Regions from separate parts of the Homo sapiens genome. Here region 1 is linked to region 2. A link is a contact called in ENCODE Hi-C or POLR2A ChIA-PET data. All regions are on one chromosome and are shown on one strand. The core of a region is the stretch at or near the end of the contact, and the rest is flanking DNA. Distances in the headings are between cores, read along the strand shown.

What was found. Hi-C counts contacts between places; a loop is a spot of excess contacts on that map. ChIA-PET counts read pairs that join two places held with the same protein, here RNA polymerase II (POLR2A). Pooled maps may share reads with other maps.
Region 1: a map with no recorded cell type shows a loop between it and region 2 (3-fold over the local background). The contact joins two enhancer-like sites. A Hi-C loop is called at or near these places in 2 of 37 single-sample maps with no recorded cell type and 1 of 50 pooled maps. POLR2A ChIA-PET finds 5 or more read pairs at or near these places in 1 of 52 experiments (activated CD4-positive, alpha-beta memory T cell).

What each region holds. Positions count from the first base shown.
Region 1 is chr5:87,017,051-87,021,896 of GRCh38, reverse strand. No RefSeq gene overlaps it. Among named protein-coding and RNA genes, the nearest start is that of MIR4280, 95 kb to the left of the region's middle. RefSeq lists enhancers at 1,417-1,536, 1,567-1,626. Within about 2 kb of position 1,621, at least 12 of the 41 ENCODE cell types and tissues checked have a DNase peak (open chromatin) inside an H3K27ac peak, as active enhancers do.
Region 2 is chr5:87,193,192-87,198,005 of GRCh38, reverse strand. The region is part of intron 2 of LOC101929380 (a long non-coding RNA gene); the gene reads right to left. Among named protein-coding and RNA genes, the nearest start is that of LINC01949, 44 kb to the left of the region's middle. Within about 2 kb of position 2,790, at least 4 of the 41 ENCODE cell types and tissues checked have a DNase peak (open chromatin) inside an H3K27ac peak, as active enhancers do.

The DNA.
Region 1 (4,846 bases), core at 372-2,871, 170 kb after region 2:
TGCAAAGGCATAATAATGGTATAATGGACTTTAGGGACTCAAAAGGAAGGTTGGGAGGAGGGTGAGGGATAAAAGACCGTACATTATGTATAGTTTACACTGCTCAGGTGACAGGTGCACCAAAATATCAGAAATTACCACTAAAGAACTTATCTATGTAACCAAAAACCACCTGTTTTCCAAAAAAAAAAAAAACTACTGAAATAAAAAAAAACTACTGAAATAAAAAAAAACTACTGAAATAAAAAAAAAAAAAAAAGATGTCGACATCTGCCACTGACTCTACTGCCAGATTTCTGTGAATAGATAATGTTTCTGTTACAACTGAGTCAAATCCCTCCCTATTTAATAGTATGGCGGGTTGAATTGTGTCCATGAAAGACATGTTGAAGTCCTAACTTATGGTACTTCTGAATGTAGGTCTGCAAATAGGGTCTTTGCAGATGTTATCAACTCAAGATGAGGTTATCTGGATTAGGATGTCACCCAAAGACTGGGATCTTTATCAGAGAAAGGAGAAAGATATTTGAAAACAGAGACAGGGAGACATACAGAAGGAAGAGAGCTATGTGACCACCAAGGCAGAGATTGGAGTGACTGCAGGAGTCATCAGAAATTAGATGTCAAAGAAAAATGCTTCTTTAGAACCTTCAGAGGGAGTGCAACACTGCTGACACCTTTATTTTGGACTTATAGCCTCCAAAACTGTGAGATCATAAATTTCTGTTGTCCTAAAAAATATTTAAAAGAAATCACAAAACAAAAATCAAATTAACTCAAAAGTAAGAAGAAACAATAAAAATAAAGGAATGAATCAATGAAATTAACAGCAGCAAAATATTAGAGAAAATTAATGAAGCCAAAACTTGGTTTCTGGACAAATAAGTGAAATTGGTAAGTCTTTACCTATATTTATCAAGAAAAAAACCTGAAAGGAACTCAATTGCCAATATCAGGAATTTTACCCCAAGATGGTGGATTAAAGGCTTTTAGCATACCTTGTCTACTTGGAAATAGCAAAATCGTGCATCTAAATTAACACTGTGAGGATTTATTCAAGAAGAAATATTAAGAATTCACCAAAAAAGTGAAGGATACTTCAGACACTTGGGAAAGAGAAGGTAGGCAAGCAGCCTGTGTGGCAGTGTTTGGCTGAGGAAAGTGTGTGAAGCCCCGATATGTGAGAGGGGGAGTTTTCTTCTGTCACTCACCTTTCCACTGGCTGTTTATGTAACCCAGGCTATGGGAGAGCAACTTGTTTCTCCCAAACCCTGAAGCTAACTTGGGGAGAGTCTGGGAGACTGAGAGAGAAAAAGGACACTGGAAAAAGCTGCAGGCATTTCCCAGACCTAGGGCTGAGAGGAAGATTCTGTTTTCAATCTGGGCTCATACTAAGTCAGTCATTATTTGATAAGCTGGCAGTGGTGGCTGCTGCAGGCATTTTAGTCTCTGGCCAGAGATTGGAGTACTTGGTTTGCAGAAGGAGACCAGAATGAGTATGGGGTGTGCTCCAGCCATTGCAGCTGGAACTGGGCTCTCTCACATCACAGGACGGAAGTGGGAGGAGACTTGCTGAAGCTGCAGTTTCTCCCAGGCAGTGAGATTTGCAGCCAGAAACAGCTTTGTGACCTGGGACTAGTCTGTGTGTGACATTGTTGGGTGCCCCAGCCTGCTGCCTTAGTCACCTTAGTCAGTTGAGGGAGTGAGCCCTACCGGTTCTGAGGAGAGGGAGGGAGGTGGTTCCCTCTCCACAGACTGGATTGGGAACATGGGCCACCCCTCCCTTCCTGTGCAGAGGTGGCTTCTCTACTCCTTGCCTGGTTATATCTCCAGGCATTTTTGCCTCCAGGCATTTGGTGTACCTGCTCCCACCCCTGCAGGGTTACTTGCCCTCTCTCCAGACTTGAGCTGAGACTGGTCCCACCCATCGTGGGACTCTGTCCTGCCCGGGCAGTCTTAGGCTTTCTATTTTTGCATCACTCAATCCTGAACAGACATTCACCAGAATGTGCTCAGACTGTGCTCAATTCTGACAACCACAAAAGGCTGACAGGATTCAGGGGAGCTGCAGAATTCCTGGAGGTCTAACAATTAAAGCAGATTGTCCCTGGGGGAGGAAGAGTACAGCACAACAAAGCACCCCTTGGGACAAAGGAGATTAGGGTGGCACTCTCCTGTGCTCTAAAGCTACTTGCTTGGGAGCTGAAAGTGATTTCATACCTCCCAGCACAGATGCAGGTGCAGCTCTGGGCTCTGTATGGGAGGATCATGGTTTTATCTCAGTGGCCAGGTGGCACCCGTGCTCAGAAACAGATATAAGAGGGGGACTTCTCCTCCCAGCTTCCCCCACCCACTGCTGCACACATAGCCTTGGCTATTCTCTCTTTTTTCTTTTCTTTTCTTTTCTTTTCTTTTCTTTTCTCTCTCTCTCTCTCTCTCTCTCTCTCTCTCTCTCTCTCTCTCTCTTTCCTTTTCTTTTCTTTTCTTTTTCTTTTCTTTCTTTCTTTTTTGAGACGGAGTCTCGCTCTGTCGCCCAGGCTGGAGTGCAGTGGCGCGATCTCGGCTCACTACAACCTCCGCCTCCCGGGTTAACGCCATTCTCCTGCCTCAGCCTCTCCGAGTAGCTGGGACTACAGGCGCCCGCCACCACGCTCGGCTAATTTTTTGTATTTTTAGTAGAGACGGGGATTCACCGTGGTCTCGATCTCCTGACCTCGTGATCCACCCGCCTCGGCCTCCCAAAGTGCTGGAATTACAAGCATGAGCCACCGCGCCCGGCAGCCTTGGCTATTCTTATGGGAGGTTGGTACAGTTGCACCTGTGGATGGCCATTCCAAGGCTATAATGGGCACTGCAACCCCATGGGTGGTGTGCCCACTGGGCTGGGCTTACAGAGTGGGCAGGGCCCTTCTCCCTCTCTACATGGAGCGGCTGCAGGAATGCTAATCAGACGAGCTGCAAAGCTATCTATGTTGCGCTGAGGGAAAAGGTCTTTCCTGAGGCCAATCTGTTGGAAAGCAACGGTACAGGTATTTTCCGTGACCCTCAGCTGCATGGCAGCCTCGAGATCAATGACAGTGTCCATCTGAACTGAAAGTGACAAGCCCCAGGATAGAGGTGGGGCTGGTACAGCAAGGTGACCCTCATCCCACACCCCCCACCACACACACTGTGGACCTAGATCTACTCATCTTTGTCCCCCATTCCTGGGCCTGCATGGAACTCAGGGAACTGGGCATTTCACAGACCAAACCACTGCCTGAGACAACAGAGAGTCTCTTCCAGTAAAGAAAGATCAAGCACATACCCATCAGTTTCTGCTGCAAGTGGGATAACTGGCTAGCCATAGGCAGAAGATTGAAACTGGACCCCTTTCTTACATCATATACAAAAATTAACTCAAGAAGGATTAAAGATTTAAATGTAAAACCCAAAATCTATAAAAAGCCTGGATGACCACGTATGCAATACCATTCAGGACATAGGCATGGGCAATGATTTCATGACAAAGACGCCAAAAGCAATTGCAACAAAAGCAAACACTGACAAACGGGATCTAATTAAACTAAAGAGCTTCTGCAATGCAAAAGAAACTATCAACAGAGTAAACAGACAACCTACAGAATGGGAGAAAATTTTTGCAAACTATGCATCTGACAAAGGCCTAATATCCAGCATCTATAAGGAACTTAAACACATTTACAAGAGAAAAACCAAACAATCCCATTAAAAAGTGGGCAAATGACATGAACAGACACTTCTCAAAAGAAGACATACATGCTGCCAAAAATCATACGAGAAAAAGCTCAACATCACTGATCATTAGGGAAATGCAAATCAACACCACAATGAGATAGCCACTGACTGGTGTGAGATGGTATTACTAAAAAGTCAAAAAGTAACAGATGCTGGTGAGGTTGCAGAGAAAAAGGAAGCTTACACACTGTTGGTGGGAGCGTAAATTAGTTCAACCATTGTGGAAGACCGTGTGGTGATTCCTCAAAGACCTAAAGACAGAAATACCATTTGACCCAGCAATCCCATTATCAATGGTTTTGTAGGGTGGGATAACTGACAGCAAGAGATTAAGAAAAAAACTTTTTTTGGGTACCGAAAATGTTCTACATACTAGTTGTCTGGTACTTTTTCCTTTATATAAATTATATCTCAATAGTATTGATTATGGAAAATTTAAAAATATAATTACTGCAGAAGATGTGTTCACAGAAAAAAGGTTGCAAAGACTCAAATAAGTCAAATGCCATGAAAGACAGCCAGTAGATGTAAGATGTAGAGTAAATCACACACAATCTCAAACAAACTAGGGATTTGGATGGGGTATATGTCATAATTCTGTGGAGTAGAGACTTAAAATTCATTTCTTAAATCTATCAAATTGTCAGCTTTATTTGAGCAAACATGTGTATTTTAGTGGCTTTTGGAACATATGCTGCCTTGAAAAATAAATCTGCTTATGAAACAGAATATAACATGAGGCTACTTCAAGCATAACTAATAATATGTTTATGTGCCCTCCATGCATGTTGGAAAGCTAGGTGTACAACCACTTCATGAACAAATACTGAGGGACATTTTAATGTGTAACATGCCCTAATAAGTAGTTTGGAATAGTAAAAAATTAGTTGACTTAGCTCTTAAGCAGTGTTTAAGGTTAGTTAAAAACACCAAAATAAAAAAAATACCAAAGATATATTTTGTGTGCAGAATGCATGGGATGCACATGTGACAAAAGTTGTAGAAGTTCAGGAAAAGGGAGATCACTAGATGACTGTTTCCCAGAGTGTGAGACATGCACACTGGTAGTTCTCTGGATGAATTTATTTAT
Region 2 (4,814 bases), core at 1,541-4,040:
GACCAAACTAGTAAAGTTATAGAACACCACTGAAGTATTTCATTAATAAGTTTATATGCAAGGTGATAGTGTGATATGTCACCTAGAATTCAAGATTTCAGTCTGAAGAAGGTAGCACATATTCCTCAAAAACCTGAGACAAGAAAACTGTTTTTGAGAATCTATGTAATATTCACAAAAATTATATACCAGGCCAGGGATGAAGCCTCCAAATGTTCTAAATATTAATATAAGACAGACTATGCTCTGTTACCATAATACAGGGTAATTAGAAACCAATAATGAATATTTTTAAAAACTCTACATAGCTTCACTATAAGCAATATTTTCTCCAGGCTGCAAATTCTGTTTAAGAAATTTAAGTCTGCAAAAATAAAAGGTTGGAACTGCATATATTATGAAAACCAAAACCAAATGACACTTAATAAGCATGTCCTTTAATAACACAGCAAGTTTATCAATAATCTAACAGTTGAGGTAATAGGTAGTAGTCATTTTTTTTTTTTTTTTTTTTTTGAGACAGGGTCTCACTCTATTGCCTACACTGGAGTGCAGTGGCACAATCATGGCTCATTGTAGCTTTGAACTCCTAGGCTCAGGCGATCCTTCAGCCTTAGCCAACTTAGTAGCTGGGACCGCAGGTGTGTGCCACCATGCCTGGCTAATTTTTTTATGGTGACTAGGGTCTTGCCATGTTGCCCAGTCTGGTCTTGAACTCCTGGGCTCAAGCAATCCTCCCACCTTGACCTCTCAAAGTGCTGGGATTATAAGTGTGAGCCACTTCACCCAGCCTAGATAATCTTATTAGGACAAATGCTTAGGACTACAAACAGGATTGTTCTATGTTATATTTCTGGGTCAGTATTTGGTGGGACCAATGAATTAGCTGATTTTTCATTTTTTCTTGTGTATTTTAGAATGTTTTTATAATTGGCAGATATTACTTTTAAGTGAAAAAGATAAAATCTCAAGGAAAGGCTGAGTGCGGTGGCTCACGTCTGTAATCCCTGCACTTTGGGAGGCCAAGGGGGGCATATCACTTGAGGTCAGGAGTTTGAGATCAGCCTGGCCAACGTGCTCAAACTCTGTCTCTAATAAAAATACAAAAATTAGCTGGGCATGGTGGCACGCACCTGTAATCCCAGCTACTTGAGAGGCTGAGGCAGGAAAATCGCTTGTACTCAGGAGGCGGAGGTTGCAGTGAGCCAGGATAGCACCACAGCACTCCAGCCTGGGCAACAGAGTAAGACTCTGCTGTGACACCACTACCAACAAAAAGACTCCCAAAAAACCTCAAGGAAAATAAAGAGTACACTCCTGGCAAGTAGCATTTTCTAAAGCTACTCTTGAAGAGTGGTCTATATTAGGAAAATCTAATTTCCTCAAGAAAGCAAAATCTTTTCTTGACTGAGTATTTCACAGAAAACAAAATACTGTGTGTGTGTGTGTGTGTGTGTGTGTGTGTATTTTATATATATATATAAAATATATATATATATATAGAGAGAGAGAGAGAGAGAGTGATAGAGAGAGAGAGTTTAGTAAGGAAAATATACTAAAAAAACCTCCTCAGATTCCTTAGAAAAGGATAAATTCAGTACTTTCTCAGAATTTACATTTTGTTAAGAGTAGCAACTAGGTTTATTTAAACTAAATTTAGTTAGTTTAAATAAACTCAACAGTCAGTGTGTAAGGCCTTGTAGCCAGCATCCTTGCTGCTTTGCCTATAGCCTCCTGGCCCACCCTGAAGGTCAGCTGTGGCTGGGGTGGGCAGTTGCAGTACTTGCCAACAGCTTTCTGCCTCAAGGACCTGTGTCTTTGCCTCAGGGTCTTCTCTGGATACTTGGAGAAATGCTTGGCCTGAGTATAGGACAGGCCAGAAGTGATTTGTATTAATCCTCTCAGGAGCAACCTTCAAACTAGGAGGGCAGAATTGAGGGATTTATGGCCCAGCTTCCTCATCTCAGAAGGACAATCTGAGGCATGTCCGCCATAGTTTCTCAGTGGGTCCTCAGCAGTACTGGGCCCAGTTGCCCATAGCAGAAGCCTGCTTCTGATTAATGTACCCTTTTCAACTTTCCTTCCTTTACTATGTCACTTCCTCACTCCTCACTTCCCAAACACTTATATCCAAATCCTGTGTCACAGTCTGCTTTCGACAGGGGAATACAATCTAAGGTTGCCTGCTAGAGACAGCTTCTTGAAACAAAGGCTATTTCGTGTTTACTCTGGAATTCCTGATACTTAACATGCCCCCAGCACATATAAAAATCAGATATTTTCCTAGGCCTCAATTAGATCTGAATAACAGCAGAGAAGACAGTCAAGAGTTCTACAGAATGAGGTATACTGGATTAATTTCTATAAGAGACGCAACAAAAGTGCTATAGCATGTAGTCACTAATTATAAATTAGGAGATTGGCAAAGGCTTTAAGGAGGAGGTGGTAGTAAATCAGGCATTTGAAGGATGCACAAGATTTTGTCAAGTGGAGAAGAAGGATTAAAGTGACATTCCAGGCAAATGAAAGAGCAACATCAAAGTCTCAGAAGTGTTAGGGTACATGGACTACTGAAAGAAAATAATAGCGCTCCTGGGCTGAACCTCAGAATACATGAAATAAGAGGGCAGAAAGCAAAATGAAGCTAAATTAGTCCATGGCAGCCTGCACATTCGAGGAAGCTCTGAATAGACAGGGAGAGAATGTTTCAGAACTGCACATATAGAGCTATGTTTTTGGTGTGACTTCTAAAAAAAAAGCCTCACCCACGCATTGACGGTCACTTCCTTTGCTAACATTATTTTGAAAGTCTGACTCATTAATAGAGCATTTTTCCTGAAACTCAAGACATTTAGAATTTGGATATATTTTTCTTTTGTTTCTTAAAGAGGACAAGAAAAAGAGAAAAGAGCTTCTCTTCTTGTCTGGGATTTCGACAAATGTTTGTATCTCACATTGTCTAATTTATTAGAATTCATTTCTTTAAGCTTTCCACTTTGAAGCTATCACTTTTTCTGAAGGGGACCATGATGTGCTCATTCTCCTTATATAAATTAGTTTGTGAACAGAAAGATTTGGGAGACCAGTGCAATGATCATGTAGTATGACAGGTGGGATAAGCATTAGTCTGGAAACAAGGAAACCTGGGCTCTAACTCTGGATCTTCCTCATCCTGGCTTTTTGGCCTTTAGGGAATCTTTAAAACTTTCACTCTCTGTTCAGTGAGGTGTTGGACTAGATGATCTCTAAGATTTCTTCTAGCCCCAACCTCTTGTCCACTTGACAAAATCTTGTGCAACCATGGAGGACATGCCTCAGATTGTCCTGACATGATTAAATCAAGGTCAGAGAAGGAAACTGAGTCTCTTATGAATGTCACTAAAAAAATATTATTTGAAAATTGATGACATTATAACTTTTTGAAGAAATATAATGCAAACATCATTTTCACTAGTTCCTTTGAAAGAGCTATTTTTTTTCTGATGATTTAATGTCAGCTCCATCAATTAAAATAGGCATAATTGTGCTCGTATAAAATAGTAATTTTCTAAAATGCATCTGATGGCACCAGGCCTTGGGGCATATTTCATTAGTTGTTGGAAAGATAATAGCATTTAATTAAGGAATGAATCACAATGAACAAACTAGATTCTGAATGTATTTCCCACTGAAATATAGACATTATTGATAGATGATAGATGATAGTCTGTTTTAAGGGCTAGCATTCTTTAAGATGTTTTAGCACAAAACAAGGTTAAAAAAAATCTTATCTCCTTATAGTCTGAATAAAGTAGTAGCCAGAGAAGCAGTCTTCATAATTTACTTCTACTTTATCATGAACCTTCTAAATCGAGTTGTTTTTTCATATTGGAAAGTACTTTAGCTTATTCTGTCAGTGATTTTTCCCCCACGTGGTAATGATGGAAAGGTCTTAACTTACAGAGAAATAAATATGGGAACAATACCTGTTTAAGCAGCAAGCACAGGGGCAGGTGAGAGAGTCTGGGAGGAAGTTCTTTTGCCTCAGGGTCACTGTCATGCGAGAGTGCTGAACACAGCAGCATCCTCTACTAACTTTAAAATTTAGAAATCTCAAGTAGAGTTCCAGTATTATTCAGGGAATCTGAAAAGAAAAACCACTGTGCTCAATAAATATATATTTTTAAAGTCATATTGGGGCCGGGCACGGTGGCTCATGCTTGTAATCCCAGCACTTTGCGAGGCTGAGGTGGGTGGACCACGAGGTCAGGAGTTAAAGACCAGCCTGGCAACATGTTGAAACTCTGTCTCTACTAAAAATACAAAAATTAGTTGGGCATGGTGTTGTGTGCCTGTAATCCCAGCTACTCGGGAGGCTGAGGCAGGAGAATTGCTGGAAGGTGGAGGTAGCAGCGAGCGAGATCACGCCACTGCACTCCAGCCTGGGCTACAGAGCGAGACTCTGTCAAAAAAAAAAAAAAAAAAAAAAAAAAAAAAGTCATATTGGACTTGAGAACTCTCTAGCCTGATTATTTACTTTTTACACCACAAACAGTTCAAGAGAATACAAAACAAACTATACTTTGAACCTAATAGTACAATGACAGAATAATTATTTTTTTCCAAAACGTTTGAAAATATGTCCAGTGCACTTGTCAAGACAAAATTCTAGATCCACAAATACTAAAATTGCAAAAATGATTTTGGTGAGAAGTGGCGAGGAGACCAGGCAGGAAAGGTGAAGAAAGAGAATTAGCATTCACAGCATACTTTCCTGCCAGCTAGCCTGATATACACTTTATTTATGCTAATTTATATAATCTTCACAGACAACT